Linked DNA regions of Homo sapiens: all the other regions are linked to region 1. Evidence: chromatin loops called from intact Hi-C (ENCODE). Cell type or tissue: mammary epithelial cell. All regions are shown on one strand. Each heading gives the region's core, and the rest is flanking DNA. Links, peaks and the distances in the headings are about the cores only. Region 1 has its middle 16 kb from the start of TPP2. Region 2 has its middle 57 kb from the start of ERCC5. Region 3 overlaps BIVM (basic, immunoglobulin-like variable motif containing).

Region 1 (10,501 bases), core at 3,093-5,592:
CCGTGTAAGAAATAGAAAGTTATTTTAAAATATTTACTCAACTGGCAGATACATCCATTTTGTCCCCCCCTCTTCTTCTTTCTTCCTTCTTAAAACATGGATATAAAAGGCTAGAACCCCAGTGGCCTCTGTCACCCAGGAAGAAACCCTAAGGATGAAAATCCAGGTGCAAAGCAGAAATGCAGAAGGAGCCTGGCTCTCTGATACCAGCATGCCAATGAGAACTGACTACATCTGACTGTGACATTTTATTTTATTTTATTTTTATTTTTGAGACAGGATTTCACTCTGTCACCCAGGCTAGAGTGCAGTGGCATGACCACAGCTGATTGCAGCCTTGACCTCCCACGCTCAGGTGATCCTCCTACCTCAGCCTCCCAGGTAGCTGGGACTACAGGTGTGTGCCACCATGCCCAGCTAATTATTTGTATTTTTTGTAGAGACAGGGTTTCACCATGTTGCCCAGGCTGGTCTTGAACTCCTGGGCTCAAGCAATCTGCCTGCCTAGGCCTCCCAAAGTGCTAGGATTAAAAGCATGAGCCACCATGCCCGGCCTTCCATAATGTTTTAGGAAAGAAAAATAAGCCTTTATTTTGCTTAAGCCACTGTTATTTCAGATCTCTGTTATTAGCAATGAAACATATTCCTAGCTCTTAGAGGAGCCTGATTTTTTCAAAGTTTTGTTTACCATTTAAATAAAGATAAAAAAGTCTGAATTAATAGTTTCTATAATATAATCAATACATTTCAATGAAATATGAATCCAGGACACATCAGTAAGTGAAAAGTAGAGAAACAGAATTATAAACTATCACTACCATAATATTTACAAAGATAACACTTTCCAAACTAGACCTTAAATTTTCTTTAGAATATTATGATGCCTTTAAAATTCTGTTTCCTTTACTGGATTACTTAATTTTAAATACCTTTTTTGGAAAGTGGTCTTTCTTTTTCATTGACAAGTAAAAATTGTGTGTGCATCTATATGGTATACAACATGCTGTTTTGATATAAGTGTACATTGAGTAATGGCTAAATCAAGCTATTTAGCCTATGCATTAACTCACATACTTATCTTTTTATGGTGAAAGCATTTAAAATCTCCTCTCTTAGCAATTTGCAAGTATACAACATATTGTTATTAACTATATTTACCATGATGTACAACAGATCTCTTGAACTTATTCCTCCAGTCTAACTGAAATTTTGTGTTCTTTGTTTCTCATGGTTTCTAGAACAGGAGATGGCACATCCTAGACACCTTATACATATTTTTTTTTTTTTTTAAGATGGAGTCTCGCTCTGTCACCCAGGCTGGAGTGCAGTTGGGCGATCTCAGCTCACTGCAGCCTCCACCTCCCGAGTTCCAGTGATTCCCCCGCCTCAGCCTCCCAGGTAGCTGGGATGGCAGGCACATGCCACCATGCCTGGCTAATTTTTATATTTTTAGTAGAGATGGGATTTCACCATGTTGGCCAGGCTGGTCTGGAACTCCTGACCTCAGGTGATCTGCCCGCCTCAGCTTCCCAAAGTGCTAGGAGTATAGGCATGAGCCACCACGCACGACCCCTTATACATATTTTCAAGGTAAGGGAGGCTGGCACTTGACATAACATAGTACTTATCTAGCACTGATAGAATTGTGGGGTGATTAATCTTCTTTTGGTTTTAGTTTATGAAAAATAAACTATTTCCTAAAGAAGAATGTGGGAGAGAGAGAGAAAGGAAAGGAGATATCAAATATATCAAAGACAAATTCACTCTTTTGTTTTGAGCCATCTTCTTTCTCAACAATCAAAATGCTGAAGTTTTTTTAACCTGATGGACAAGGTTAAGAAAGACAAGATTAAGGTTAATAGATAATTCACCAAATTGTTCCCTAATATCCAGCTTTCAGAGGCATGACTCTGGATTCAAACATTTGCTTCACTGCTTACTCTGATGTCCTTGGACGAGTCACTGAACCTCACTGAGAGTAAATTCTTGCATCTCTAAAAATGAGAATAATAGAACCTTATGTGACACTCTCCTGCAAATCAAAAAGAACAAGTCAAATGGACAAAAGATCTGACTAGGAAACAAAGTGCCACTACATTTATCAAGAGCGTTTCAAATACGTTGGATATCAGAATTGCAAATTCAAGCAATGATGAGGTTTCATTTTAGACTAATCAGACAGGAAGAACTTAGAAAACTGGATAATTCCACTGCTAGCAGAGAGACAGAGATAGGGTTGCCTGTGCTGCTGGTGAGCCTTGGCCCGATTCTCAGCAGCCATTCTGGGGAGGAGTCAGACAGGTCCCTGTCGAAATGCAGGTAGACTGTTCACTGTGGCCTACCAAGGATGGATCCTGGGTGACTCTCATAGGAATTCTCACCCAGCTCTGTACGAAGCATAAGCGGAGACGGTCCTTGCTCTGCCATCCCTGGGAAATGGAGGGGTAAACCAGGCCGCAAGCACATAATAGAGCACTAGCCAGCTGTTGGAGGTAGTTGGATGGTGTACACAGGACAACACATAGAGATTTTGAAAACAGTGTTGAGTGAACAAAGAAAGAAACAAAATAAGACAATACAACAAACATAAGTTAGAATAAAGGCACATACAACAGCAATACACATTTTGCCAGTAGCACATACATGCAAAAGAGTGTGCACTGCACTCCTTAGAACTGCACCCTGTGAGGATGGGAGTGAGGATTTTGGCTACAGGCAAGGAGGAAAAGAAACTGAATAAATAACTTTAAAAGTAATTGAGGGAGTCAGGTGTGGTGACTCATGCCTGTAATCCCAGCACTTTGGGAGGCCAAGACAGAAGGATTGCTTGAGCAGGAGTTTGAGACCAGCCAGGGCAATATAGTGAGACCTTGTCTCCACAAAAAAAAAAAAAAAAAAAAAAAAAAATTTAATTTGCTGGGCATTTTGGTGTGTGCCTGCAGTCCCAGCTACTCAGGAGGCTGAAATGGGAGAATCACTGGAACCCAGAAGGTGGAGATTGCAATGAGCCCAGATGGTGCCACTGCACTCCAGTCTGGGCAACAGAGTAAGACCCTGTCTCCATAAATAAATAAATAAATGTAACTGAGACCACAAGTGTAAAAGAATTTAGTATAGTGCATGGTACAAAGTAAATGCTGAAAGAATATTAGCTCATATTACCTCTTTTTTCTTCTTTCTCTAAAAATTAAAAAATAATAGTAAAATAGGTCGGGCATGGTGGCTCAGCCTGTAATCCCAACACTTTGGGATGCCAAGGTGGGAGGATCACTTGAAGCCAGGAGTTTGAGACCAGCATGGGCAACAAAGCGAGACCCCTGTCTCAAAAAATAAAATAAAATAAATTAACCAGGCGTGTTGGCGTGGTCCCAGCTACTTGGGAGGCCAAAGCATGAGGATCATTTGAGCTTAGTAGTTTGAAGGTGCAGTGAGCTAGGATCGCACCACTGAACTCCAGCCTGGGCAACACAGCAAGACCTTGTCTCAAAATAAATAAATAAATTATTTAATTAGAATAAAATGAAAATGGGGGGAACATATGGTACATTAGCATTAGCATAGCCTTTGGAATCAGAGACAGTTGTCAGCTATTCTATGAAATTGACCAAGATACTTAACTTCCCCCTGCCCTGCCCCCCGAGACAGAGTCTCACTCTGTTGCCCAGGCTGTAGTGTAGTGGTGCAATTTTAGCTCACTGCAACCTCCGCCTCCCAGGTTCAAGCAGTTCTCCCTGCCTCAGCCTCTGGGGTAGCTGGGATTACAGGTGCCCACCACCACACCCAGCTAATTTTTGTATTTTTAGTAGAGACAGGGTTTTGCCAGGCTGGTCTCGAACTCCTGACCTCGGGTGATCTGCCCGCCTTAGCCTCCCAAAGTGTTGGGATTACAGGCGTGAGCCACGGCGCCCGGCAACATACTAACTTTTTGAGCTTCTGTTTTCTGATGTCTGAAAGGATGATAAGACCAATTGTAAGGCGTGGTTGTCTAGACAACTAAATTTAGATCATATAGGTAATATACCTACTATATAGTATGTTCGTACTTTATTTTCCATCTCCCTTCACCCTAATATGTCCCCAAATTTGCTATAATTTGTAGAGTGTGGCTCTCTTTCATAACTTTTGGCTGTGAGAGTCTCCTTCGCCCCACAATATCATAATTATTTTTTCAGAACAGTCATTAAACACTGCATTGCCTCTGTCTGTTTGTTCCAAACTGTAGAAAAACCCTAGTCTTTTGGACACAATCATTTTATTTGACCTTTTCTGCAACTTATTCAGCTTCATTCTATCTTTCCAAAAGAACATTGATCTGTCCAAAGAAAACAGCATTCCAATCCATACTCTTGGTTTGTTTATATACTTAGCATAACTTCTCGGTTCTATTTTCTTTATGTTGTCCTGCATTCTGTATGCTTTTTCATCTTCCAGCACATATCAAGCCAACATCTTCAGGGAGTGGTCTGCTGGGACCGGTTTACCATGCCTCACTCAGGTATCTCCTAGAACAAAATCACAATTTACCAAGCGCAGTAGGATGAGTCTAGACAAGATACGGGCTTGTAAAGAAGGAATTCAACCAGAAGGTGGCACTATTGCAAAGCCAATCTAAACGCATTGCTTTCAAGACGCATTTTCTAGGATTTAATCATATACACAAAATAAATATTGAATCAAATTTTATATCAATAAAAGAATAAAGAAATGTGTACTTCTGCTTATGATAACTATAGTGGAATTATAATTATAAAACTGAACATGTGTTTTAAAAGTTTACTATCAGGACAGCATGCTTCTTTACAATATGTAGATTTGCAGTTAACTATCAATTGTGGCCAGTTTTAAATATCACAGCCATTTAAGCAAAAAGGCAAACACTTTTCTGGCTCTCATGATGTGCTAGGGATAGTTCTAAATACTTTATACAAAGTCATTTAATTTTTGCAGCATCCCCATGGAATTGGTCTTATTGTTGGATTAGCATCTCTATTTTTTTCTAGATGAGGAAACTGAGGCACAGAGAGGTTAAGTCACTGGCCCCAAGTCACAGAGCTGACAGGTGAGAGAGCCAGGACTCAAACCCATCCAGGCTAGCTCCACTCTGTGCACTTTACTACTGCAGTGTGCAACCTCTGAAAGTTAGAAGGAACTGTAAAGGTCATCATGTCTCATTCCCACTGGAAGCAGAAGCCCTTCCTTGGCTACCCTGACAGGACAGGACAGTGGAGGAATCCCACTCTTCAACATGAGCACACATCAGGGATCCATGGGCCAAATCACCCCCACCCACCGCCTCCACTCTGAGCAAGGCTCAATGTAACCTGCAAGACTGGTTCTCCCCTTTCCCTTCTAGCTCCATAGTAGACCACCTGCTGCCCATCATCACTCTTTTTCCTTCACTTATGTTAGTGCCGCAAATGCAGCAATGCCTGTCTGAATCCCAGGTGTGATCTGAGTTTAATTCTCCATCACAGGGCCCTGTGTAAACCACTTTTAACTCTAGTATTAAAGTTAAAAGTCAAAACTATTAAGAATAACTGTAACCACAAAACCTTGTTCATAGGTACACAATATAAAAATACACTCTGATATCAATAACGTAAGGTAGGGGGAGTAAACATGTAGAGCTTTCACATGCAATCCAACTTAAGTTGTAATCTCAAAATGGGCTATTACAGCTCTGAGGCTCATATGCAAGCTTCATGGCAACCACAGTTGCATTCCTATACGCTCACAACAAGCTATCCAAAAAGGAAAGTAGGAAAACAATCCACATATTTTTCAGGTTCTATTTAATGCCAAGCTTTTTTTTTTGGCATGTTTTTTGCACATTTTGTTGGTAATAGTGCTGTTTAAAATGGCCCCCAAATAGAAGTGCTGCCTAGCGTTCCTAAGCACAAGAAGACTATGATGTGCCCTTACGGAGAAAACACACAGAGAAACTTCACTCAGGCATGAGTTCAGTGCTGTTGGCCATGACTTCAATATTAATGAATCAACAGTATGGTACATCCAGGAAAAGGCAGTGGAAATTCATCAGTCTGTATACAAGGGCACTCCAGAAAGTGCTGGAGTTATGTCTACAGTGTATTATAAACCTATGTGTATTAGTTCATTTTCACACTGCTATAAAGAACTACCTGAGACTGGGTAATTTATAAAGAAAAGAGGTTTAATTGACTCCCATTTCCATGTGGCTGGGGAGGCCTCAGGAAACTTACAATCATGGTGGAAGGCTAAGAGGAAGCAAGGTACCTCTTACATGGTGGCAGGAAGTGGGGCAGGAGGAAATGCCACACTTTTAAACCACCACATCTCTTGAGAACTCACTACTGTCATAAGAACTGCATGGAAGAAACTGCCCCTATGATTCAATTACCTCCCACCAGATCCCTCCCTCAACAATTTTTCCAAACAACTTTTATTTCCTCAGTCTTCCCTAACCCTGTGGAAAAAGAAGCTGCCATTGACCAGTCCCAGGGTAAGGCCGATATCTTTTCTACTCCCTCAATATATATTTTAAAAAATGCCTGCTAAGTATTATGCAGGAAAAGGGTTGTATGAATTGTAATGAAGGGATTACAATTCAATATGAGATTTGGGTGGGGACACAGAGCCAAACCATATCACTATGGAAAACATGGATTGATGAGATAACCACTGATTTAAAAAGCATGTGGACAGCATTGTTTCGAGGCTGAAAGCCAAAGACATTTATGTTATGTTCCTTAGGACAAAGAAAACGTTAAAGCTTTCTCAGCTACTGGTTGGCTCACTCATTTCATTCAAAAGGCCAGATGACGTGAGATGTTGAACTTACAGCTGAGGTACGGTCTGCGATCAAGAGGCTGAGGAAGAATTTTTAAAACCTCTGCCGGAGCAGGTGAGGTAGCAGGGCTGGAAAGGCCACTCTGATTGGGCTACGAGGTTGAAGTGCCCCCTTGGGACTCAGTTGGCCTACAAAGATGCTTTCCAGGTATCCTGCCTCCAATGTGTGCTCAGACAGTGTCAGTGCCCAGCAGAGCTGACCGAGACAACCACAACAGTGCAGCTCGCCATCTTCACCAACATGCCAGGCGGCTTGCTCTTCTTACTTGTCATTCTCCATCACTACATGGCCACCAGTAATCCCAAGAGGCAGGAGTGTGAGTGGGGCTTCTCTGCCCAGGGTTCCAGGACACAGTCTGAGGTGAGATGGAGGGTGTGAGGGGCTTTTGCACTTCACCCCTCTCCCCATCACAACATACAAAGCAATGCCACCTGGATTTTTCCAAACAACTTTAATTTCCTCATAGTCTTCCCTAACCCTGTGGAACAAGAAGTTGCCATTGACTCAGTCCCAGGGTAAGGCTGATATCTTTTCTACTCCCTCAATACATATTTTTAAAAATGCCTGCTAAGTATTATGCAGGAAAAGGGTTGTATGGAAGAGCAGGTTTTGAACATCAGTGAGGCTGGCTTGTTTTACAAGGAAGTTGGCAAATAAATCTACCTAACAGGGTGGCATCTCAGTTGACAAAAATGTTTCAGCCAGAAGCTCACAGGAACATAATCCTGTATTTCCTAGCATAGGAGCAGTGGTTCAGAATTTGCTAACTCAATGTCTGCTACAACCTTGTAGAATATAACTACCGTGACTAACAAGGATCACCCATACCTCCCTGTCATGCTGAAATCGGGCATGTCCATGCTTTCATCAATGAAATGGGAGCAGAGGGGACATGTTTGATGTCCAGACAGAGTGTTCAGAGCACTATATCCTTCACTATGCCCTGTTTTCCATTAACCACATGGTCGTCTAGCAATGTTCTAGTCTACAGCTTCTCCATGAGCCAGAGCCTGGACAGAAGATGTCAGGGAGTAAATCAATGATGATCATGCCAGAGAGAGAGAACATGTGGTTTGGAGTCACTGAGATTTGGGGGGCCATTTTGATTACAACATAACCCAGGCTATCCTGATAGAGAAGGTTCCTGTATAATGCAGACAAAACATCATGTTGGCTTGGATGAAAATGTTAGCAGTGGAGGTGATGAAAAGTAATCAGATTCTGAGCGTTTTCTGAAGATCAAGCCAACAGGTTTTGAAAATGGATTGGATGGATGGCAGAAGAGTGAGGAGACAAGATTTTTGGCCTGAGCAACTAGAAGCTTTAAAGTTTCGTGTAATTGAGAAGAGGAATACTAGAAGAAGAACAGATCTGGGGAAGACACATAGTTAAGTTTGGAGCATGTAAAGTGTGATATTCTTGTTAGACATCCAAGTGGAAATATCAAACAGGAGTTAGAATGTAGGAGAGAGGTCGAGCTGGAGACTCGCATTTTAGAATCTTCAGGTTGCTGATGGTACTCAGAGCCATGCAATTAGATTTCATCATCAAAGGCATAAGTGTAGGCAGAAAAGAGAAGAGGTTCAAGGACTGAGTCCTAGATCATGCTGACATTCAGAGGTCAGGAAAAAAAAAAGAGGAACTAGCAAAGGCAGCTGGAGCCATGAAACATGAGACATGAGGAGAGAGCAGTGTTCTCAAAACCAAAGACAGTCTCTCGAGGAAGAAGCAGCACTCAACTGTGTCAAATGCTATGGACAATGGTCAAATAAAAACATGAGGCTCAGCTTTCAGAGTTAGCAGTGTGGAGGTCCTTGAACAGACAGTTTCAAAGGTGAACCTCATCCTAATGGATTCTTAAGAAAATAAGAGGGGTTAAATTAGAGAAAACACAAGTCAAAAATGCTCAAAGCTTAACCTTGTGCCATCTAGGAAGGGAGACAAGTTTACAGGGTCCAGCTCCAGTATCAAAAGCAGAGCAGAGAAGGTACATTTGAAGAGGAGAGGCAGGAAGCTGACAACTGGCACACTGCTCCATGGCATAAAAATATCTTAGAGAAACTTCCCAGTTTTAATTATCCGGACTGTAGTGCTATACCAGCACTAAGTACAGCAAATAAATACAGTTTAGGTCAGTGTTCTCCAAACTTCCTGATGACAAGAATCACCCAGGATCTTTGTTTAAAACACAAATTACGATGCATTTCTACTAGGGCTTCTGATTCCGTAGGTCTGAAGTGGAACCCAGGTAAACTGTATTTTTAACAAGAGTGCTGGGTGATTCAGATCTTTGGGCAGGTTTGGAGACACTAGTTGAGGAAATATTTTTCTTAGTATTCAAGCAATAGATATCTGCATCTGATTTTAAAGTGTGTATGGGGTCTGCGTGTGCATATGTAAATGTGAGTGTATTTTATATATTGTATACTGTATACACACACGCATATATTATGCAATTTTGTTAAACATTTTGTTTTAAAAAATATGTATACAAAATCTTCAAGAAATCAATTAATAAAAAAGATTTTAATTATTTAATTTTTTATAAAGCCTCTTCTCTTTCCTTCCTACCTTCTCCTATTCCTTTTATATTCCCCAAAACACCTCCAAAACACCCCAAAACAGCTTTATGAATTCATTGGGAATTGGCTCATTCTAAATGAATACTTATAGTCAGTTTTAGAAGACTTCAGAGAATTCTGTCTGGAACCCCAATATGTGACCACCCCAGTTCACATGAATATACACACAAAGTGATTTTTATAACCAATTTTCTATTTGTCATTACTTTATAAAAGAAGAAAGAATAGTGCCTCAAGATCAGACATGTCTGTTGTTTAAAAAATTAGATTCTAGAAACAGTATAAATGTATCTGTCCATAAAATATTTGACAAATTATAAAGTAAATTTTGATGATTTACCTCAAGAAAACAAGGTCCCTTTACTGTATGGCTAAGCTGATTTTTAAAAACATTTCTTGCAAACTAAGAAGTCCTCTTTTAAAAAAATTGTGTACTTTAGTAAGTCTTAACTTGAGGTGGTGTAAATCTGACCAGTTTTGGTTTTGTTTATTGAGTCTCTACTACATACAGTCACATTTTACTAATAGCAAATAGCAAATAGTTATTAGCACTGTGGAAGCTATTTTTTCTCATGTAACTTTTTTTTTTTTTGAGAGAGAGAGAGAGAATCTTGCTCTGTCGCCCAGGCTGGAGTGCAGTGGCATGATCTCTGCCCACTGCAACCTCCGCCTCTCGGACCCAAGCAATTCTCATGCCTCAATTTCCCGAGTAGCTGGGATTACACGTGTGCACCACCACATCCATTTTTGTATTTTTAGTAGAGACGGGTTTCACCATATTGGCCAGGCTGGTCTTGAACCCCTGGCCTCAAGTGATCCACCTGCCTCAGCCTCCCAAAGTGCTGGGATTACAGGTATGAGCCACCAAGCCCGGCCTCATTTATACTCATATAACTTCCAAATTGATGATAGAGGAAGCAGAGGCCTTGCTAAAGGTCAGGTAGCTAATTAGTGGCAGACCTAGACCTAGAAGACAAAACCCTTTATCTGCTGCCCAGATGCTTTTGCTACCATATTGTTGGCTTCTCTTGTTCACTTCAGGATGTTCGGTATCATCATTGAGATTCGCCTTTAACTGGAATCTTAAACC
Region 2 (10,501 bases), core at 4,484-6,983, 320 kb after region 1:
GGATATGGGCTGCCCTGGGAAGACTCTGTGACCTTGGATGAGGTGACTTCAGCTGAGGCAGTCCTGAACATGTTGACAGCTGTGGGCTGCCTGCCACCAGCTCCAGCAGCTGGGGTTAGGTCACCCTCAAGAGGATCTGGGTGGCTTATCATAGGGTCCAGCATGATCTTTAGGCCCCAGAAAGAGCTCTGGCTGTTCTTCTGGTGGAATGGAGAATCTCTGAATGGTTTTGTGAGTAGAGGAGTGAAATAAACTTTCCTCATGTAAGGACCACTGTGCCTGGCATTTTGAGACTAGAATGGGGAGAGATGAGACCAGGGAGAGGCTGCTGCAATCTGATGTGGCAGCCTGCATTGGAGTGACAAGAAGTGGTCAGTTCTAGACGTGTTTGGCTGCCAGAGCCAACAGACCTTCCCACCATGTAGAGTGTAGAGTGTGTGGGAGAAAGAGTCAGGGCTGAGCCACTGTGCATACATTTAGAGTCAACAGCTTAGAGATAGTTTGTGAAGCTCCCTCAGGGAACAAAAAGACTAGACAGAGAGTAAAACAAGGACTAGGCCCCGAGTCCTTAAGAGATCACATATGGGTGTGTATACTGAGATGATTTTGAAGGTTCTGCACACTCTCCCCCACTCCAGTTATAAGAGTATCTGTTGACTCTGAACAACATGAATTTAATACCGCAGTGGTTTTTGAACTGGTCAGTAGAGTTCCAAGGTTCCCAAAAGCTGCCTCTAGAGGCTTCTAGGAGACTGAGAGTTGTAAATGCAGCAGGAACCTTGGGGTAACAAATGAAAAAATGACTCCTCTGCTAAGAAAATATTTGAATATCATTACTAAGTTATTTTTAGGTAGAATATGTAAGGTGTCCTTTGAAAGACAGCATTAGGACCAAACCAACCATACAATTCTATAAAGTTCCTCTTTCTCTATGTGCCAATCTGTCAAATGCAGTGTTCCAGATTCATTATTTTATTCTGTTTATAGCATTTACACCCAAAGTTTAACACCCAGCCACACACATCATGTCCCTCTTTTCCACTTCATTCGATTATCCACTTCATTCTTTTATTCTTTTGTCTTTTTGCTGCAGTTTCTCCATACTTTTTAGATCCAATTTTACAATAATTTAATTTCAAAAGATGTAATTAGAGTAGGCCTTTTCTACCTTACTTTTTTCTTTTTTTTTGGACTGGGAATTGATTTGTTAACTTCCATCCAAGGGAGTTATACTGTGAATTTTCGCACCTTTTTATCTGGCTTTTTGACAAGTTAGACTATGTTATTAAAAACCTTGGTCCAATTCTTTCAGTAACTTTCTGGATTTCCAATAGAATGAACTTAACTGATTGTCAAGGTTTTAATATAGGTTAATGCAGAATAGCTATCACTCCACAGAAGACACCCCAACCTGCAGGAGATTCTCTGCAGCTTAAAATTACACACAGGTAACCTTGAGAGTTCTGTTCCCTAGACCGTATCGACTGTCTTTGGAAACTAAGTACTGCACCAAAACCTTCTATCTTGGAATGTAATGATACAGCCTCTTTTATTTGTACCAATTTTTGTCTACCAGAATTTATAAAAAAAGTTTTTTTCATTCCGTATTCATACTCTGTTCCCTTTCTTTTGGATAAAGAATTGGTGACATTGGGTAACTTCCTAACATATCTGCAGCCAAATAGGATGCTTATTATATTGTGGAAGAGATGAAGCATAACAGAATGGACTGTTCCTTTTCTTCATTAAGGCCTCAGAGTCTAGGAGCTTGGCCTTCTCAGTGAAAGCCTGGTCTATATAGACAGAGACCATGTCTCATTTGTTTAGGTAGCACCATTTGCACATGAGCAGACAAATAATTTCTAAATATCATTTGGAAGTGAAACACATCTACTGAGTAGAATTTTGATACAAGAAGAGATTTGCAGGTATTAAATTGGAAAACTAGCTGGTGACCTTGGGTTGTAGATATAAAAGAATTAAAGTCAACCCTAAGTAAATCAGACAAGTAAGCTTATTGATAAGACTAAAATAAATTTAATATACTGTGCTTCTTCCTACTTCATTTTAATTTAGTTTTCATGGAAATCTGTAGGTGAAGAAAATAAAAATGGTCAAAAATATGTTTTTTTAAGTCATAAATAAATTATAAGGCCATAATAGGAAATAAAATTGGGAATGGAGCAAGTGAATAATTTGTAGAAGTGTTAATAGGAATACAGGCACAGCAAAATTTAAAAATTATAGACATTTGTGTTAGTGTGCATGTGTGTGGACCCAGTTCCTTCTATCTTCCTTATGAAGCCTGGAAGTGGTTTGTGAATGAGTTCCACACCCAGGTATCACCGTGTTTGAGTTTGTGATGTGAAATTAAGTCTAGGATATTACCTGCAAGTCCAGTGTCAATATTTGCTTTGCTTTCAAGTTCCACACAAAATCAAAGACAGCGTTCTGTATAATTATACTGTAGTATTAACGGGATAGTTGTGTCTTAGGTGCCTTGGTTAGCATCAATTAGTTCTGCAGTCATATTAACTCCTTTTTGAAGGATTCCTGAGCTAGACATTTGTGTTTACTCAGGTCGCATATGGCTGTGTAGTACTTAGATTGCTGGGCATACACTGTTGACTGCTTATTCTATTGAACTAACCTTTGGTCTCTATCATAAGCAATGCTTTTACTCTCAAAAATCCTGCTCAAAGGCAGGATTTTTCCTCTCTGTTCTTTGTTTGTTTCTTTGTTTCTAAGGCAATTGTCTTTTCCTGAAATCCAATCAAGTTTTAGAATTGGCATTTACCATCAAGCAATTTCAAGGGATTACTAAAAGCAATAACAGATATCCAGGTCAGTTTTGTGATAAATGGTATTAATGGAAAAAACATAGAAAAATATTGAATATCTTCTGCCAACCACGAACACTTTATCAAACCAGAAAATATTGCTTGGTGTTTCAAACAAAAGCACAAACAGAATAAGATTAAAATATGCCATTAAAAATATTTTAATAGCCGGGCATTATTTCATGAAGCTACAAATATAAGTATAAAATTTTTAAAGTGACTTATTTGGCAAATGCTAGATTTTGTAGTTTAGGTTTTGAAAGTTTCTATATTCTCATTGTCCATAGTCTGTAATGCCTATACTCTTTGTTTTAATTTTAAATTACCTCCACTGGATTTTTTTTTTTTTTATTTTTAGTGTCATGATTTAATTTGGGTGTTCTTATCTAGTGCCATGATTTAATTTGGGCTTCTTATCTACTTCTGTGTTTTATTTGTTAGTAGAGTATAAATCATAATGGCAAAGGTTGTCTCTTTGTCACAAACCATCATAAATAAGCCCAAAGGACAGGCCATAAAAATGTAAGAAATTCTTAGATTAAAAAACATGAGTAATGCTTCTACCTACCTGGCATGCAGAGGTAAAAGTACAGTTGGCAACTGGTAAATTATTAACACTTTTCTACCAAGGATTTCCTTATTCCTTAGTATCTCTGTGATTAATAGATAGTCAATTTAAGAATTAGAAGATGTAAAACATAATAAACACATTTTGTAATCACGTATTGGAAAGAAATTAAGGAAACATTTTGTGCAACATTCAAGGGGTCAGGGGAACAAAGTACTAGAACTCTTGGAAACAGATTTCATATTTTTTTAAGAAATAATTCAAGGAGGCTTAAAGGGAATTATAAGAATGCAACTATTAATTAATGCATAATAAATAGTTGAATAAAGAATAAGTAATGCAACTACCTTTTACTTTCCTTGAATTTTAGTTTTTCTTCTTTTGGAAGCCTCTAATGGTTGTCATTCATTCATTTATTTATTCAGTATTTACTGAAAACCCACAATGTGCCAAGCAGGGGCTGCAGACACAATAGTGAATAGACAGACAGAGCCAGTCCTCACGGAGGCCATGAGCCCAGTGCAGATGGGCAGAGGCAGAACTGGGGATGGCCTGGTAGGGGGAATACATGAAAACCAATCAGTGCTAGGTGTCCTGGCAGGGGGAGCTTAACCCACAACCAGGGCACAGTGAGGGCTTCTGAGGGAAGGTTTAGCTGGGTGAAGGAGATGGAGGTGAGGGCAGAGAGGAGAGACGGGACATGTCCTAGGCAGAAGGAAGTGTGTGTGCTAAGCTTTGGGGGCAAATAGGAGTGACTTGTTCTGATGACTCGCTGGAAAGACTGTAGCTTCTACGAACCTTTGCTGAAGTAATAACCATTATTAGTGGAATAGTCACTGCTTTCAGGACTGTTTTTAGAGATTTCCAGTATAGCATCTCACTGAATCATCCTGACAACCCTAGCGGCATTAACCCAATTTATATATGAAGATGTGGCTCCACAGAAATAAGCCTCCTCCCAGGTTACACATGGGTGGCAGTTGTTGGGATGGGAACCTCTGTCTCTACGGCACCAAAGCTTGTGCTGTTTACAGAGTATGGCCTTGTGTAAGTTTTCCACTCTGAGCCCTGCAAGGAAATCTCGAATTTTAATTTTATTCTAGCTAATTTGGAGCTATCCAGTTTCGTAAACCTTGTCTTCGTTTGCCACCTGAGCACAAATTAGCTTAAGTGGGCTACTCTTGAGATGAGCCTGCAGAAATGTACTCCTGTTCATAATATGTCTCCAAGAGTAGAATTTTATGAATCCACATACATACCCAGCAAAGACTTCACTAAGTTTTTCTTTGCAAGGAATATTGAGCACGTATTAGAGCGATTAATTTAAAGGTGTATGTTGATCTTAAAACACTAATGTGGGAAGCGAAAGACCGTATTATATAAAGGAGATGCTGAGGTGGAAGCAAATGCTGTTCTTTTGCTTGGGCAACGGCTCAGGAAGAATGAAATGAATGAAATGCGGGCTGCCCTCTGGTGACTTTTCAGCAGAGAAGGCCAAGGGGGTGGGGATGAACTTTAAAACCTCATCTGATCTGTTTGTGGCCATATTCTGTGAACGGTGCTGATGTTTATAGGTCTGTTACTAGGCGGGAACTCTCCCTGAATCAGCAGAGTTAAGCCATGGGGTGATGTGAGAACACCAGTTCTTGGAAACCACCTTTCAGCAATCTTTCAACGGGAGGGCCCGCATGGACTCAGGCAGCACAGCCTTCCAATGCCAAAGACCAGGCCGTAGGGACCTAGTGGGAGAATGGAAGGACACCGATATCTTTGGCAGCAAAGTGCTTGTCTAAGTGGAAATGGCCTTTGGTGCCTGTTAGCCTGAGGTTGGCCAGGCACCTCTGTCCCTGGAGGGCGATATTGCAGAGTAAGCTGCAAGCCCTGGCTGGAGGACTCCGACAGGTGACAGGATGTAAGCTGATGCAGGAGCAGGGTGGTAGGTGAGGGGTGGTGGTGGGGGGTGGCTCGGAGAGCTGCCACGATGTCAGAGTCTGTCCTGTGAGCACGAGGTGCAGAGGACGGTGCTGACTGCCACAGGAGAGCAGAGGCAAGGCAGCCACTGAATGTTCCAGAATGGAGAGGAGGGAAAACGTTGTGTTTAAAACTTCTTGTGGGAAATGGCTACCCGGCACAGGCACAACTTCAAAAGCAGGATGGTAGAAATGGAAACCCGAGGGAGAGACTCCAAGGTTATTGAGGAAAAGAATCACAAGATGTTTTTCTCTGATCGTCTCTTTATTGTCCTCGTTCCTGGTTGAATTTTGAGCTGACCAGCAGAGCCTGAAGTCTGCCGATTGTCGTCTCTACGAAGCAGATGACTGAATACGGAGTTTGATAAATGCAAGAAGTCAAAGCCAACATCTGAAGAAATTTCAGCTGGGATGCTGATGCAATCTCTCTTAGACGAAATGCTTGCTTTGCTTCTATTTCATGCTCCTACCAAGCAGGTGAAATTCTAAGGATTTAGATACCATTACCCTAGAGATCCCAGAATAAAATTCGAGTATGAAATTACAGATGATCGCCACTGGGAGGCCCCAGTGATCTGCAAAATGAACTTTTCCTTCTGGATAAATAAGTGAAAATAAAAGAAATGATTTAAGCAAGTGAATTGAATTATAAAAGATGATATGCAAATGCATCAAAAGCGGCAAGGGGTAAATACACAACAATGTAATGTGATAAACGTGTGGTGTTGTCTTCTTTAATTAGACATTGTTTAAATTCCGCCCCTTGCCTGCGCACTATGCACACGTTATAAAATACATTCTCCAAGTAGAGGAGAAATGGGGGCTGGTTTCTAGTTCTTTGAACGCCGTACAGGTGTTCGTTGGTGTGTGGTGAGGCGGAAGGGGTGACGAGGGAGGAGAGGGAAGAGGATGCCAGTGTAAGGGAATGAAGACAGGGAGCAAGCAGAGAGGACACTGGGGTGGGAAGAGAGGTTTTGCTTCTTACAGCCTAAGAGGAAATGTCTGATCGGACTTGTCAGATTTCCATTTCTTGTAATCTAGTGGTTCTCAAACCTGAGGGTGCATCTGAATCACCTGGAGGTTTTGTCAAAACACAGGTTGCTGAACCCCAACTCCAGAGTTTCTGATTCAGTGATTTGGAATGCGGCCCAAAGATTTGTGTTTCTAAGTTCCTGGTGATGCTGATGCTCCTGGTCTGGGAACCAGACTTTGAGACACACTGTGTGGCTGTACACTACGTCTCCATCTTCAGAGATCATCATTTGAGACTGGGGCACGTTGGTACGAAAGGGAGATGCTTCCACCTACCTGCTCCACTGTGTCCTCCACTCATTTCATCTGCTGTGTCTGATGATTCACATCTCTAAAATGCACCTCTTTCTGGAAAGAACACCTCCCCAAGAGGCCTTCTATGAACCACCTGGGCAAATTCCTCTAGGCTCCATCCTTCCCAAGTTCTTGCAAGATTGCATGATACAGGCTACCATTTTTGCATGCACTTAATATTCTTTATGTGCCACGTATGCCCATTTGAGTCTAACACTTTAAGCATAGTTATAGTCTATGAAGTGAAGACGAAGTGAGAAAAATTGTGCAGAGCTTATTTGACAGCCAGAGACTAAGGGGATATTTCTTAAAATTATAGTTTGGGGACTTTGAATATGAGACGTGTGTCAGCTATTAAAGAACAGAGAGTGACAGTGTTTAATTTTATTGCTACAGTGTGTAATAGCTCCAAATTCAGACAGGCTCTTAATTAAAAATGTGCTCCTAGTACCAGAGATTGGATTCCCAACCTTTATATGGTCTTCAGAGGTATGATTCTGATATACACGAACAGTGACAATGTTGAGTGTGGGATTTATGGGGTACAGAGGAGTTTGTAAGGGATGGGGGAGCATGGTGGGGGAAGCTCAGTCAGAGTTTTTGATTTCATCATTGTAGGGGTGTACCTGGGCATGCACCTTGTTTTCACCCACCTTCACCACTTGCCGGATAAGCTAGAAGATGATTGGCATTGGTGAGATTTTTTTTTTTTTTTTTTTTTGAGATGGGGTCTCACTCCTACAGCCTTGACCTCCCAGGTCAAGTGATCCTTCCACTTCAGTCACCCCAGTAGTTGGGACTACAGGTGCGTGCCACTACACCTGGCTATTTTTTTGTATTTTTTTTGTAGAGATGGACTTTCACTATGTTGCCCAGGCTGGTCTCGAACTCCTGGGTTCAGGCAATCCACCCACCTTGGCCTCCCAAAGTGCTGGGATTACAGACATGGTCCACTATACCCAGCCTTGCTCGGTGAGTTTTTCTTTTCTTTTTTTTTTTTTTTTTTGGTCACAAGTGAAATATTCTGGCAGCAGTGGGGTATAGTATTTTTTCTCTTCAAATTTGGGATGAATTCAGGGCATATTCTTCCATGAAACTGGCATCATAATACCTCCAACTAGATAATCTCCATTAAGTAATTTAAAAAACTGAAATTCATTATTATCATTGTAAAAAAAATTTTAAAATAAATTAAGAATTTTGACAGTGAAAGTGAAGGGAGGTGTTCATTCACTCTTTCCTACTATGAAGGGATGGTCATCACAGTGAAATATACCAGCCTGAAGCAGTGGTTCCCAACCTTGGCTCCCGAGTGGACCCTTGTGGGAAGCTTTATGGAAATTCTGTTTCTCTGGTTCTGCCTTAATCCGTTGAATTTAGAACCATCAGGAGTGGGGATGGGTGTATTTTGGTGCAGAAATCTGTGTTTTTAAAATGCTCTCCACAGGATTTTGTTGGCCATTTTTTTGGGAAATATTGGTGAGGTGAATTTGGCTAAATGCCAAGACTTTCTCTCTTTGGCTCTTCCTGTACTCTTCATGGCTTGTGATTTACTGAACCACTTATGAATTCAAGTTTTCTCATTGCACATAATTGCTAAGTAGAGAATTTTCCACATGAAAGACTCCAACTGTATTGAAACCAACCTCAGCTATGTCCTAGGAAACATTTCCCCTAGAGCTCAGTCAATACAGAGTAATTGCTTTTGGAGGAAAGAAAACATACTACCTCACCTCAGCACTAGAATATTAATTGATCTAATCAATAGAAATTGGAATATTCCAATGTTAAACACAAACTACATCCTTTGCCCAATGAACCACAACACCGCCATTTTCCAAGAATCCGAATAGTTCAGCCTCACAGAAAAGGGCTCTGCTTTTCACCAAGCAGTGTTCAGGGGTTCTCTAGAAAGGAAGTCTTAGCAGGGAGTGACAGTGTCTCAAGCTAAAGTGAAAAGCTGAGAGTGACTGCATAGATCTCCAGGGAGAATACTCCCAGGTTCTCAGTGCTGTCATGACCGGGTCCACTCAGCCACATTTATTATTTCCACTCTTAGTCCGCATCGGTAAATTGGATGGAGGACAGAAAACTAACAATAAAGCCTCACAACATAAGAAAATAGATAGATTACATAAAAATAGCTGGATTACATAGGTATGTGTAAAGAGTACATGTGTCTCTCTGTATTATTTCTTATAACAGCACGTGAATTTACTACTATCTCAAAACAAAACATTTAAAAAAAGAGTTGTGTGTTCAGATGTATTTATGTATTTGCTTATGGACTATGCATAAAAAACTTTTGTGTCCCTCCCCTTCCCCATCCATCTTCCTCTATGTGTATATTTCTAGTACGTTTTGGGGCATGTGGAAAGTATTCAAACAGTACAGGGAAAAAGCACATTCCAACCTCATGTTGTAGGGATGTGGTAGGCATGATGTCTGATAACAACTGCCCTATATTAAGGGGTTTCTTCGAGCCAGGAACTTTGCCTAGTTCTTTATGTTTATTATCCTGAGGATAGGGATTGGGGAGAAATGGGGAATGACAGCTGCTGGGTACAGAGTTTTTGTGGGGAGTGATGAAAATGTTTTGGAATTAGTGGTATTGGTTGTGCAATGCTATGAATATACTGAAAACCACTGAATTGTACACTTTAAATACATGGCTTGTATGAATGTGAAAAAAAATCCTTACAACAGTCTTATGAGCTAAACACTATTATCCCATTTTACTGATGAAGAAATTAAAGCTTATTGAGGTTAAGGGACTTGCATAGGTCACATCAGGTTTTAAATGGTAGAGGAGGGATTTGAACCTAAGCCTAACATTGAAGTTTATGCTTTCACAGTTTTAGCAATCTGTAAGGTAATGGGGATCATATCTGCTGGCATCAAATCAAGTGTTTCTGACTTAACCAGTTGCTTTAGAAGAAACTCTTCGTTCCAGAATGACTCAAAATTCTCATGCAAAAAATGTGTTTAAGTATAGTATGTTATGAGTTAACCAAATATACAGACTATTAGGAACCTAGAATTTAAAGCTACCTTAAAGGTTAGGAGTCCAATCTCTTATTTAGTACAAAAGTATTGGTAGCAGATGGTGAATGGGAATTCTTTCAGGAAAGTGACACTTCTCTTTGACAAAACAGTGTATTCTAATTATGAGAAAGCACTTCCTTATATGGAGCTGAAATCTGCTTACCTCTTACAACCAACAAAAAATAAGCCTTTTTCCATGCAAAACGAACCTTTTCTATGAAATTGCAATGAGAAGAGTATAAGACAGTCTTTTTTTTTTTTTTCAGGCTAAACATCACCAGTTCTTTTTCAATCATTTGTCATTTGAAGTTACTTTCACAGTCTTGATTACACCCTTTGGACATACTCCAATTACTCAATATTGCCTCTTAAATTGTGGTCTCCAAAGCTTGAGGCAATGGTGTAGACGTGATCTGACCAAGATGGGAAGCATGCTTTCTGAACATTCTTAATACCTCAGTAAGGGGATGTAGGCATTTCATAGATATGGTAGGAACCAAGAAGTGTTCCTTCCAGGAATCTGACTTTAGTTGGTTCATAGGAAATATAGTATTGGAACACATTGGTGTACCAATGTGGATCCACCCAGGGTGATTATAATATGTGGGATTTCCCATGGAAATTTTTGCCCTTTGTAAACCCAAAGAGTTATTTGCTTTGCAAGATCAGAGTCCAATGCTTCACTTTTGGTAACTGATGAAATTACTCAAATCTATGCACGGGCTGAGTAACAGGTAAGAGGGAGTGGTCAT
Region 3 (10,501 bases), core at 3,337-5,836, 250 kb after region 1:
AAGATATTAGGTTTGGTCCTTTCACGGGGAATACAACACTTATGAGGTATGAAGACCCTCTTAGAGGCAATATCGTGTTTCTAGTTTTGCAAAATAATAATGATGTAGATGTGTGTTGATAGTAAACCATGTATCCAGCTGCTGGGCTTCAACCTCTCATAGGTATACCAACTTTGGGCTATGCCTGAATTTCTTTAGAATTGGAATAATGCCATCTTTGTTGTAGAATTGTTGCCATGAACAAATCTTCTTGTTACTTTCAGGTGGTTTAGACAAATTAATGACCACTTCCATGTAAAAGGATGCTCTTATGTTCTATATAAGCCTCATGGGAAGAATAAAACAGCAGGAGAAACTGGTAGGTAAACATATAGAAGATTTACATACACACATACACACATGCACACACACACATACACACACACGGTTTAGAGTTCGTCTCAAAGACTGCCTGTTTAGCTTCCTGGGACATTATGTAAACCCTCAGCACAGTCTGTTACTTGCATGTAATCTGTAGGGCACTTTTTAATAAGCAGTTTAATATTTTACCTCTTCTAACCTTTTTATGTAGAACCTTTAGAACTTTAAGGTATATCACAAACACTACTCTAACACATTGTATTGTTTGGGTCCGTGGTGTGTGTGTGTGTTTGTGTGTGTATGTATGTGCGTGTGTACGCGCACATGCTAGTAAAACTCTAAGGAAGCAGCATGGAGTTAGCAGTTTTCTTCCTAAGAAGGAATGTAAGGATTTGAGAATATTTGATGTTAGACCTGTGTGGTGACATATAATGGCAGGAAAATAGACTGTTGAAGTGACAAAGTTCTGCTATAAAATAGTCTTGTTTATAACAGAAATATTAATGGAGTTGATCTCAAGGATTATTTTAGTTATGTGCTAATTAAATAATTTGTACTATTTAGCAATTTCCATTTTTAAAATTGTTACAATCTTTTGACTGTGTAAATCAGAAAATTGTAATACATTGTTAAAGAAAAAATTATTCTGACACTTGTTAATAGGGTGAGAAGACTTTATTTTAAACTTGTGAAAGGCCTATTGTAGTAGGAATGAGAGATCAGGCTCAGCTCTGAATACAGCAAAGACAACAAAGACAACTGGGACTTTATAGCCAAGGGACACAGCGAGGGGTTTGGGGGTGGGATATTACTAAGAGGGTCAAGGGTATGGGGATTCTTGCTAAAGCCTAACAGACTTCTTGCTAAAGGCAGGTCAAGGGCTGAGACATCAGGAGTTGGCAGGGGACGTCCGTAAGGAACTTGATTAGATATTAAGGGTTGTGGGTTCTCTCTAAACTGACTTAGCAGGATTCATGCTAAAACTGGACACAGAAGTCTAAGGTCCAGGCCTGTTTGAGAAGAGGACTCAAGGATTAATCAGGAAGAGAATTGTTATCAATAGAGGGTATATGGTTTACCAAGGTAAAAGACTGAGCACAAAGTCAGATATATTTCTGTTGACCTATATTGGGTATATCAGGTTGGTTACTTGGAGGCAGGCTTGGAGATTACATGTTGCTTTCTACACATACTAGTTTTGTGACCTTGAACAAGTCACTTGCTGAGCCTTGATGTAGACCTTTTATCTTTCTATATTTGTATAGGGTCAGTGTGAGGATAAAAGGAGACATACTTGTAATGTACTTAGCACGCTGTGTTACAGAGTAAGGACTCAGTAAGTGCTAGCATTTATTCCTACTGACTAAATTCTATGCATTCACATGGGGCCTGTCTATCCTTCTGGAAAACACAGCTTTAAATGCTGTGTTGCTATTTATTTCTGTTTCTAGTGAGACTGTCACCACACTACTCTCAGTAAGTGATCAGGCAACGAAAAACTAAGAAAGGATATATTATCCTGTTTGGTAATTTTCTCTTCAGCTGTGTCTAGTTTGCTTTTTATACTGCCTATTGAGTTTGAGTTTTTTAAAAGAGGTTTTCAATCATTTTTATTCTAAAATATGTAGTTCTTTTAAAAATCTGCTTTTAAAAATAACCTCATTCCTTACTCATATTTTCAAACCCTTTTATTTTTTAAATCTATTGAAACTTTTTCCTCTGTATTTGGTGTAATGTAGGAAATGTGTATATATCTGATTTTGCTGTCTCTTGTTTCTTCTGGATCTTATTTGAGGTGTCTTCGTGTGCCATGAAAAGAAAATGCATAATTTGGCATTGTCTTTTATAGTTCTTGAATGTTTACTTCCACAGGATGTGCCAAACCTTTTTCTGGTCCAAAAGATTTTTATGGTCATTCTCCAGTTATTAGAAGGTATAATAATGATTCTGTCAGTTGTGTTCATTAAAAGTTTTATAAAATGTCTGCCAATGACATTTTGCACCCTGTAAACTGAATACATAGCAGTTCAGTGAAAGCAAGTGAGAGGGTAAGGGGTGTCAAGGCACAGTAATTAGCAACCTGAGCTGGCACCACCATGTGGAGTTCCTGCCCCTCTCTCAGGATAGCACATGTGTGACCTGGGACCTTTGGATGTAGGGTTGTATAGTGTAGACAGCATCCACACTCAATCCACAGAATAAATACTAGTAAAGCTTAATTTCTTTTTAAAATATGAGGGTCACTATAAATAAATGTTCTAATATTTTGTTTCTGTGCCCACAAAGGGGGTCATCTTGTATAACCACCTGGATGTGTCGGTACTGAAAATCATTAACCTAGAGGAGCAGTAGTTGGCAAATGTTTTTACATAAAAGGCTTGATAGTAAATATTCTTGGCTTTGAGAGACACATGGTTCTGGGGCAGTCACAGCTGCTTGATGCAGCTGCTTGGATCTTGAAGGCAGCCATAGACAACATGTAAACAAATGGATATGGTGGTGTCCTGGGAAAACCTTACTGATGGACCTGAAATTTGAATATCACATAATTTTCACATGTCACAAAATATTATTTTTCTTTTGAACTTTTAAAAATTTTATTATTTATTTTTTAGAGATGAGGGTCTCATTCCGTCCACTAGGCTGGAATGCAGTGGCTGTGATCATGGCTTACTGCAGCCTTGAACTCCTAGGCTCAAGCGATCCTTTCCCCTTAGCCTCCCAAGTAGCTAGGACTACAGGTTCATGCCACTGCACCTGGCTAATTTTTAATTTAATTAATTAATTAATTTTTTTTTTGAGACGGAGTCTCGCTCTGTTGCCCAGGCTGGAGTTCAGTGGCGCGATCTTGGCTCACTGCAAGCTCCACCTGCTGGGTTCACGCTATTCTCCTGCCTCAGCCTCCCGAGTAGCTGGGACTACAGGCGCCCACCACCATGCCCGGCTAATTTTTTGTATTTTTTTTAGTAGAGATGGGGTTTCACCATGTTAGCCAGGATGGTCTCGATCTCCTGACCTTGTGATCCGCCCGCCTCGGCCTCCCAAAGTGCTGGGATTACAGGTGTGAACCACTGTGCCCAGACTAATTTTATTTTTTAATTTTTTTCAATTAAATTTTTAGAGATGGGGGCTCACTATATTGCCCAGGCTAGTCTTGAACTCCTGGCCTTAAGTGATCCTCCTACCTCGGCCTCCCAAAGTGCTGGGATTACAGGCATGAGCTACTGTGCCTGGCCCAATTTTCTTTTGATTTTTAACAATGTAAAAACCATTTTAGCTTGCTGCCCATTTCAACACAGGCTGCAGTCTGGAGACTGGATTTACCTGTTGGTGGGAGTTTGCCAAACCCTAACCTAGAGGATGAAGCCTAAATTCCTGAGCATGGTGTTTGAGGGACTGGCTTTCGAATATCCTGCTTCAGCCTACCTCCCCTGGTGTTCAGCCATGCTGGGCTCCTCGATGTTTCCCTGTTCTTCACAAGATACAGGTCATCCTTAGGCCTATGTGCCTCACTGATGGGATGCCCTGCTGTGGAGCATGTGGAATGTGGGATTTCATATCTTTGTGATTGGTGGATTCCTATTTATTTGTCCATCCTGGACTTCAGCGTAACAAATGGATATGGTGGTGTCCCGTGAAAACCTGGGGGGATGGCTTTTTCTTCTGCTTGCCAGGCAGGATTCAATCCCTTCGTCTCCTGGGTTGTCACAGCACCATGTGTGCCTCTGGTAGAACTTTGATTTCATTGCGAGGTAATTCTTGGTGCACCGTATGGTTTCATGCAGAAAAACTAGAGTTGCCTTTCTTGAGGATTAGGCCAAGTTCTTACTCATTTGTGCATCACAGTGCCTGATACTTAGGTGCTCAGTAGGAGTTAATTTAATGAATTCGCAATTGAGGATATGAGTCAGGAGGAATTCAGGAGATTGGGGTTACGAAACTTCTAAGAGAGAATTTTGTTGTCCATTCCAAAGCTGGCATTCTTCCTTTGCAAGAGCTCTCTCTTGTGATGTGGAAAGGAAAATGTTTTCTCTTTCCCTTTCTGTAGCTCATCTTTCCTTCTGGCTCCTACCTGCTCTCCCCTCCCCACACTCCCAGACACACACTCACCTGCACCTGTGTGCTAGATCTGCCCTGCTTTCCATCAGAACCCAGTGCGTCCTCCTTCTGTCTTCTGGAGTCTCTCAGTTGACAGTTTTTCGTGTGTTCCTAAGGACAGGAAATGAGCCAACTCATTGAATCTGAAGTTTTCAACTTTACATCTTAGCAGTGCCTTGAACATTGCCTTTTACATTATAAATAGTAAGAGATTAAGATTGTCTCAGAATCACTTCCTAACTGATTCATAGGGTGGCTTTATATCTCTTTTAATGGGGTGTGGACCAAAATGCATGTCTGGGAGTATAGAAATAATCACTGGAACGAATGTCATACTTACGTGTCGGATATAATGGAAAGCTATTACAATACAGTTCTCAGTCTTGTGTCCCAAGACTGCATTATGAGTAAGGCCCTGGGAGACACCAGAACAAGTCTCATAATTCCTTTTACTTGTTTTCTTTTTGCCTGCTGATTAGAAGAGGACTTCATTTGAGTAGTTAATGGCTTTTTCTATTAATATCAGCAGTATCTAGATGGAGTGAGAGGATAGATGAAGAGATGGGTCAGTCAAAGTAAAGGAAATTAAGGGAAGCAGGAAGACCCAGAGAAATTAGAATAAGAGAGAAAATCTATCAAAGAAACTCTGGGTATCGAGGAAACATCAGCTATATACATTTAATCAAATTCCCAAAGTAAGAACATATACTTTTATAATTAATGGAATGGAATAAAACACTAAAAGGGCCATGGAGAGAGTTGACTTAGGAATCACTATTCTGGAATTTTAAAAGATTTTTGATCAACTGTCTTGTCCAACTTTAAGATTTTATACTATAATTTTGCTAGAAATTCTCATTTGTAGATCTTTTGAATATCTGTACTTTATTTATTTTATTTTCCAATAGTCTGGTACCTCCCAAGTTCTTTGTGACTTATTTAAATGTAATGATTTGGTGCATGTGTTAACCAGTTCCCTTAATAATCTAGGATGTGTAGCATTGGGTCCCAATGACTTTTTTTTTTTTTTTAACCTATTTGTTTAAATTTCCTCCAGCATACATCCAAACTTTTCATTGAGGAATGGGATAAACTACCTATTTTCCTTAAATTTGTTTTCTTTTGTTAGGGGGTTGAGGTGCTTACTGTAATTTGAGTAAGTTTTAATATATTTTTCAAGTTTTATTCCTACTTTCAATTTTTTTTTTCCAGAATATTCGACTTTTTACTGCTTTTCTGTGTGCATTTCCTGAAGGATAATTAATCTGCGTACGCCTCCTGGAATATTTTTGTCTTTACCTTTGCTAATTGGGGGACCCAGTTAAGCCCTGCTTCATCTCTGATATGTTCCTTGGCCACCTTAGCCCTGGATTCCTCTAAATTCCTCTAGTACTGATTTTTCACACCCATCATTTTCCATTTGCTATGTGCTATGTTTTATTATGTTTCACCTGTTCAATGTGAGTGTCCAGCTCCTTGACCATAGGGACTGTTCTGAGTAGCCCTTACATGCTAGATATGATGCCCACGACATTACACGTTACCCTATGAATTCTGATGGTATTCAGGCGGTAGGGTGGTTCATGTGTAAAGCAGACGTCTCTTCCGTTCTCTCCCATTGTGGAAGAAAGAGTTGCAGAGATAGGCTTTCTGATTTCTCTCTGGGATGTTCACTGGTGAAAACCATTGTCAGTGGCGCTATTTGTTTAAAAACACTTTTAAATCTATCTTCTCTTTGTGCTTAAATTGTTTTTTAAGGACCACTAAGCCTGTTTTTCACAATGGGCTTTACGTTTTCCTGGGGACCACGCTGTTGTGATTCAGGGACTCCCCGGTGCTTATGTCCAGTGGGCTCTTAGTAACTGTAAACTAAGCACACTAATGGAATAAAAGTGAAGTCCAGGGATTTTGATAAGACTTAGCTGTTAATATCAGTATTTTTTTCAGAGATGTCACTAGTCACAATGAAAATTTATTCTAGGAGTTGCCAACATTAGGTCTCTGTTCAGATAACTTCCGAGTATGGGTTCACTTAGCCACCAACATTTGCACCAGGCAAGTCCAGACTCATTTTTTTAATCAGCTAGCTTGAAAATTGCATTTATATTCATGTATTTAGTTTTTTCTAGTGGGTATTGCAGTTCATAACTTTTGCTTAACAGAGAAGACCCGTCTCTGGCCTCATTCCTGTATAACTCACACATCGCTTCACCATGATTGTTGTTACCAGCTTACTGAAGCACCTCAGTACATCTCCGGTGGACAATACATTAGTATTCTGTTTTCCTCATGTACTGGTTTTCTCCAATTAATATTAGACACAAATAATAAATCTCTTGAACATGCAGTGCTAACATACCCCTTTCCTCTTTAGGAGCTGTTTGGTGCTTGCTTACAGCATAAACTGCTTAGTGTCATTCCAAGCTGACACAAATTGGCCTTCCCCTGCTGTCCTCCATGTACCAGTTGTATTTAAGATGTCAGGGGAAGCTGGCATAGTGGCTCACGCCTGTAATCCCAGCAGGTTGGGAGGCCGAGGTGGGTGGATTCCTTGAGGCCAGGAGTTTGAGACTATCCTGGCCAACATAGTGAAACCTTTTCTCTACTAAGAATACAAAAAATTACCTGGGCATGGTGGCGTGCACCTGTAATCCCAGCTACTTGGGAGGCTGAGGCACGAGAATTGCTTGAACCCGGGAGGTGGAGGTTGCAGTGAGCTGAGATTGTGCCATGCACTCCAGCCTGGGCATCTTTTTTTTTTTTTTTAAAATAAAAAAGATGTCAGGGGAATAAGGACCTTGCAGAGTAATGTTAGATTGCTGGATTACCTATCAGAGTTTCAGAAGCTATTCTTGTCTTTGAAGGTGTAAAAATATACTCTATAAGTTCTTATGGAGTTATCTAGCATTCCTCTATAGATGATCAGGGTCTACAGGACAAGCTCATACTAAGCAAACTCAGAATGTCAGAATGTTAACAGAGTAACTTGAAGTAAGAAACATAATCTCAAAGGGACCAGAATTCTCTTATTGGCTGCTCAGAATACCTGCTCTTCTCCATGCAGCAGGCCAGTGGATTCCTGTAGTTTTTTTCTCCTTTCTCTATGCCGTGCAGATCATGGCTCTGCATTTGGTGGTGGTTGCTTTGTTGCTTAAGTTTCAGATTTTAAAGCTATACTGAAGTACAGACTCAACTTCATTCTGAATTTAGCTTCCCTCAGTAATACATTTGTGTCTTCTCATACACAGAATTACTTTCTTGGACAACTACCTTAATGTGTTGAATGCTGTATTTACTGGCTCGGCACAGTGGCTCACACCTGTAATCCCAGCACTTTGGGAGGCTGAGAGGGGCGGGACACTTGATTTTGGGAATTTGAGACCAGCCTGGCCAACATAGTGAAACCCCGTCTCTACTAAAAATACAAAAATTAGCTGGGCGTGGTGGTGAGTGCATGGAATCCCAATTACTTGGGAGGCTGAGGCATGAGGATTGTTTGAACCGGGGAGGTAGAGGTTGCAGTGAGCCGAGATCATGCCACTGCACTCCAGCCTCGGCGACAGAGCAAGGCCCTGTCTCAAAAAATAAAATAAAATAAAATAAATAATTAAATAAATGCTGTATTTACTATCTTTTATTTCAGAGGGTGATCTTTTTCTTATTTTGGCCTGAAATTGTTGGATTGTCCCACAGTAGGCTCCTCTATACCATCCTACCCTGTATTCTATAAACTAGATCACGGGCTGTTCCCTGAGTATATTCCTTTTCCCCAGTGGTTTTGTTTTCTCCTAATGCTCTTTCCTCTGTCTAGATTGTTGAAATCCTGACACTTCATTAAGTTTCATCTTGAATGCTACTTCTTCTTGACTCCTCAAACCTGATGTGCTCTTTCTCCTTTGAATTCTATGCCCCTTTTGTGGCACTATCTTATTCCACCTTATATAAAAGTTACTTGTTCCATCTTCCCTACTAATGCACTTGAGGGACCGTGCATCACTCCTTGGCTCTCTTCTGCGGCCGTGGACCTGCTGCTCTTAGTGGTCTTCAGCTATTTCAGTGGCCAGAAAGTCGATCACTGAAACTATGACTTGCAAGCTTTCATCTGCTTCATCTATTTTTAGGATTTCTAGTTTTAATGGGCTGTTTATGAATAAATAATTTAGCTTCTTCTAGGACATGCCAGTTAATGAAACCTCAGTTAATGGCTTTGAGTACTAAGTGCTGGTGAAAAGTCATTTCTTATGGTAATACTTTTGAAATTGACCACTATTATAGTTATGGCAAATGTCCAGGGAAGAGTGGGCATAAGAGGTTGTGGTGGTACTACCAGCCTGTCTCTGTAGAGATGTTATCTTGTCACTTGGCTTGTGAAGACTACTCCTCTAGCCTCCATAAGTTTTGTGTAAAGATTAAAGTGTGTGTAGAAAAATCTGGGTTCTTATCACACAACAAGGAAAGATTAGGCTCACAGATACTTTGAAGGGTGAAGGGGAACAGAATTTATTGGGTGAAAAGGAAAAAACTCAGCAAAGCGAGAAGGGTTCCTGCTAACAGGCCCCCATCTCACAGATTGAATCCCAGGTTGCCACACAGGGACAGGAGAGGCCAAGGTCCTCCCCTCTGCAAACAGCGGGCACTTCCTGAGGCCCAACCCCATCCTCCCAGCACGCAGGCCAGCTGGAGATTCTCCAGGAAGCCGTTTTTACTTGGCTGTCTCATTAGTAGGAGAAGTTTGCATTTTTAGAACTTGATTATTACCTGGAGTTTATTTTTATTCATATACATCAGTAGTTTTTTAAGTTGGGATGTGTGTACTGCATATATATTAGAACTTCTATATTTTAACCTAATTTTAAATTCCAACTTTTTGTATATCTTTTATAAAGACATATTAGTACAGTGGTATATGTATATACTTTATAAATGCATGTGCTAACATTGGGCATGCTTGTTCAGAATTTTAAGTGACAGCTGTGTACAACCAGAAAAGTTGAAACCATTGCTGAATACACTAGGTAAATTTCATAGACAAGTATGTGTGTTATTAGAAGGTTTTGGTAAGCAAGGACATATTTTAGTTCTTTAGTTTGCTAATGAGCTTACCTGAATTTCAGTTTAAAGAGTAAAACAGAATACATTTATTAACATTTTTTGTACCTATCAATAGCTTCTTGTTTTTCCCCAGCAGTGTCAGTGTATTCCAAGTAATGTCTTTTCTGTCCTTAAGCCCTTAACCGGTCCTTTGTGTAAAGCATGGACACTGCTTTATGGGCTTTCAGTTTGTGTGTTTGTTTGTTTTTAATAGCTTCAGGGGCCCTGTCAAAGTTAACCCGTGGATTGAAAGATGAATCGCTGGCTTATATCTATCATTGCCAAAATCATTATTTTTGTCCAATTGGCTTCGAAGCAACCCCTGTTAAAGCTAATAAAGCATTCAGGTAAGCATTGACGTGTTTTAGAAAGTGCATTTTAAGAAATATTAAAAAATAGATGGGTGCGGTAGCTCACGCCTGTAATCCTAGCACTTTGGGAGGCCGAGGTGGGCGGATCACGAGGTCAGAAGATCGAGACCATCCTGGCTAACACGGTGAAACCCCGTCTCTACTAAAAATACAAAAAAAAAAAAAAAAAAAAAATTAGCCGGGCGTGGTGGCAGGCGCCTGTAGTCCCAGCTACTCGGGAGGCTGAGGGAGGAGAATGGCGTGAACCCGGGAGGCAGAACTTGCAAAAAAAAAATTAAAAAAATTAAAAAATATTCAAAGTCTGTGATATTGGGAGGCTTGGCCATCTGCTTTCCTGACATCAAGTTAGACTATTCTTTAAACATTATGACTTATTCTTCTGCAGAATTGCATTTAGTTAATTGTGCTGTTGAAAATATCCATTTAGATACTGTTGTTCAGTCATTATAGGAAAAAGTCATTTGAAAAGTCACTTGTTTTTCTCTTAGAGACAGGGTCTCACTCTGTCATCCAGGCTGGAGTGCAATGGTGTAATTATAGGTCACTGCTGCCTCAAACTCCTGGCCTCAAGCAATCCTTCT

Evidence for each region. A loop is a pair of places that touch in the nucleus more often than their neighbours do. Peaks named below come from ENCODE experiments on the same cell type or tissue, not always from the same donor. Only the 100,000 strongest peaks of a DNase experiment are listed, where the experiment ranks them.
Region 2: a loop joins it to region 1, with 7 times the contacts of the local background. A loop is called at or near these places in 3 of 110 quality-filtered maps.
Region 3: it touches region 1 in a loop (15-fold over the local background); 5 of 110 quality-filtered maps call a loop at or near these places.

The regions. Positions count from the first base shown.
Region 1 is chr13:102,576,173-102,586,673 of GRCh38, forward strand. No RefSeq gene overlaps it. Among named protein-coding and RNA genes, the nearest start is that of TPP2, 16 kb to the right of the region's middle. RefSeq lists an enhancer at 8,298-8,397. In mammary epithelial cell, for the core only: a CTCF peak has its summit at 4,581 (motif pointing right); no DNase peak of the experiment used is centred there.
Region 2 is chr13:102,897,911-102,908,411 of GRCh38, forward strand. No RefSeq gene overlaps it. Among named protein-coding and RNA genes, the nearest start is that of ERCC5, 57 kb to the left of the region's middle. In mammary epithelial cell, for the core only: a CTCF peak has its summit at 5,943; a DNase peak (open chromatin) is centred at 6,581; H3K27ac peaks cover 845 bases.
Region 3 is chr13:102,821,802-102,832,302 of GRCh38, forward strand. It overlaps BIVM (basic, immunoglobulin-like variable motif containing), which reads left to right. Exons shown (of 11, transcript NM_017693.4): 6 at 1-46; 7 at 264-358; 8 at 9,764-9,896. It overlaps BIVM-ERCC5 (BIVM-ERCC5 readthrough), which reads left to right. Exons shown (of 23, transcript NM_001204425.2): 4 at 1-46; 5 at 264-358; 6 at 9,764-9,896. Among named protein-coding and RNA genes, the nearest start is that of ERCC5, 19 kb to the right of the region's middle. RefSeq lists an enhancer at 4,009-4,510. In mammary epithelial cell, for the core only: a CTCF peak has its summit at 4,372; a DNase peak (open chromatin) is centred at 4,260; H3K4me3 peaks cover 221 bases; H3K27ac peaks cover 1,904 bases.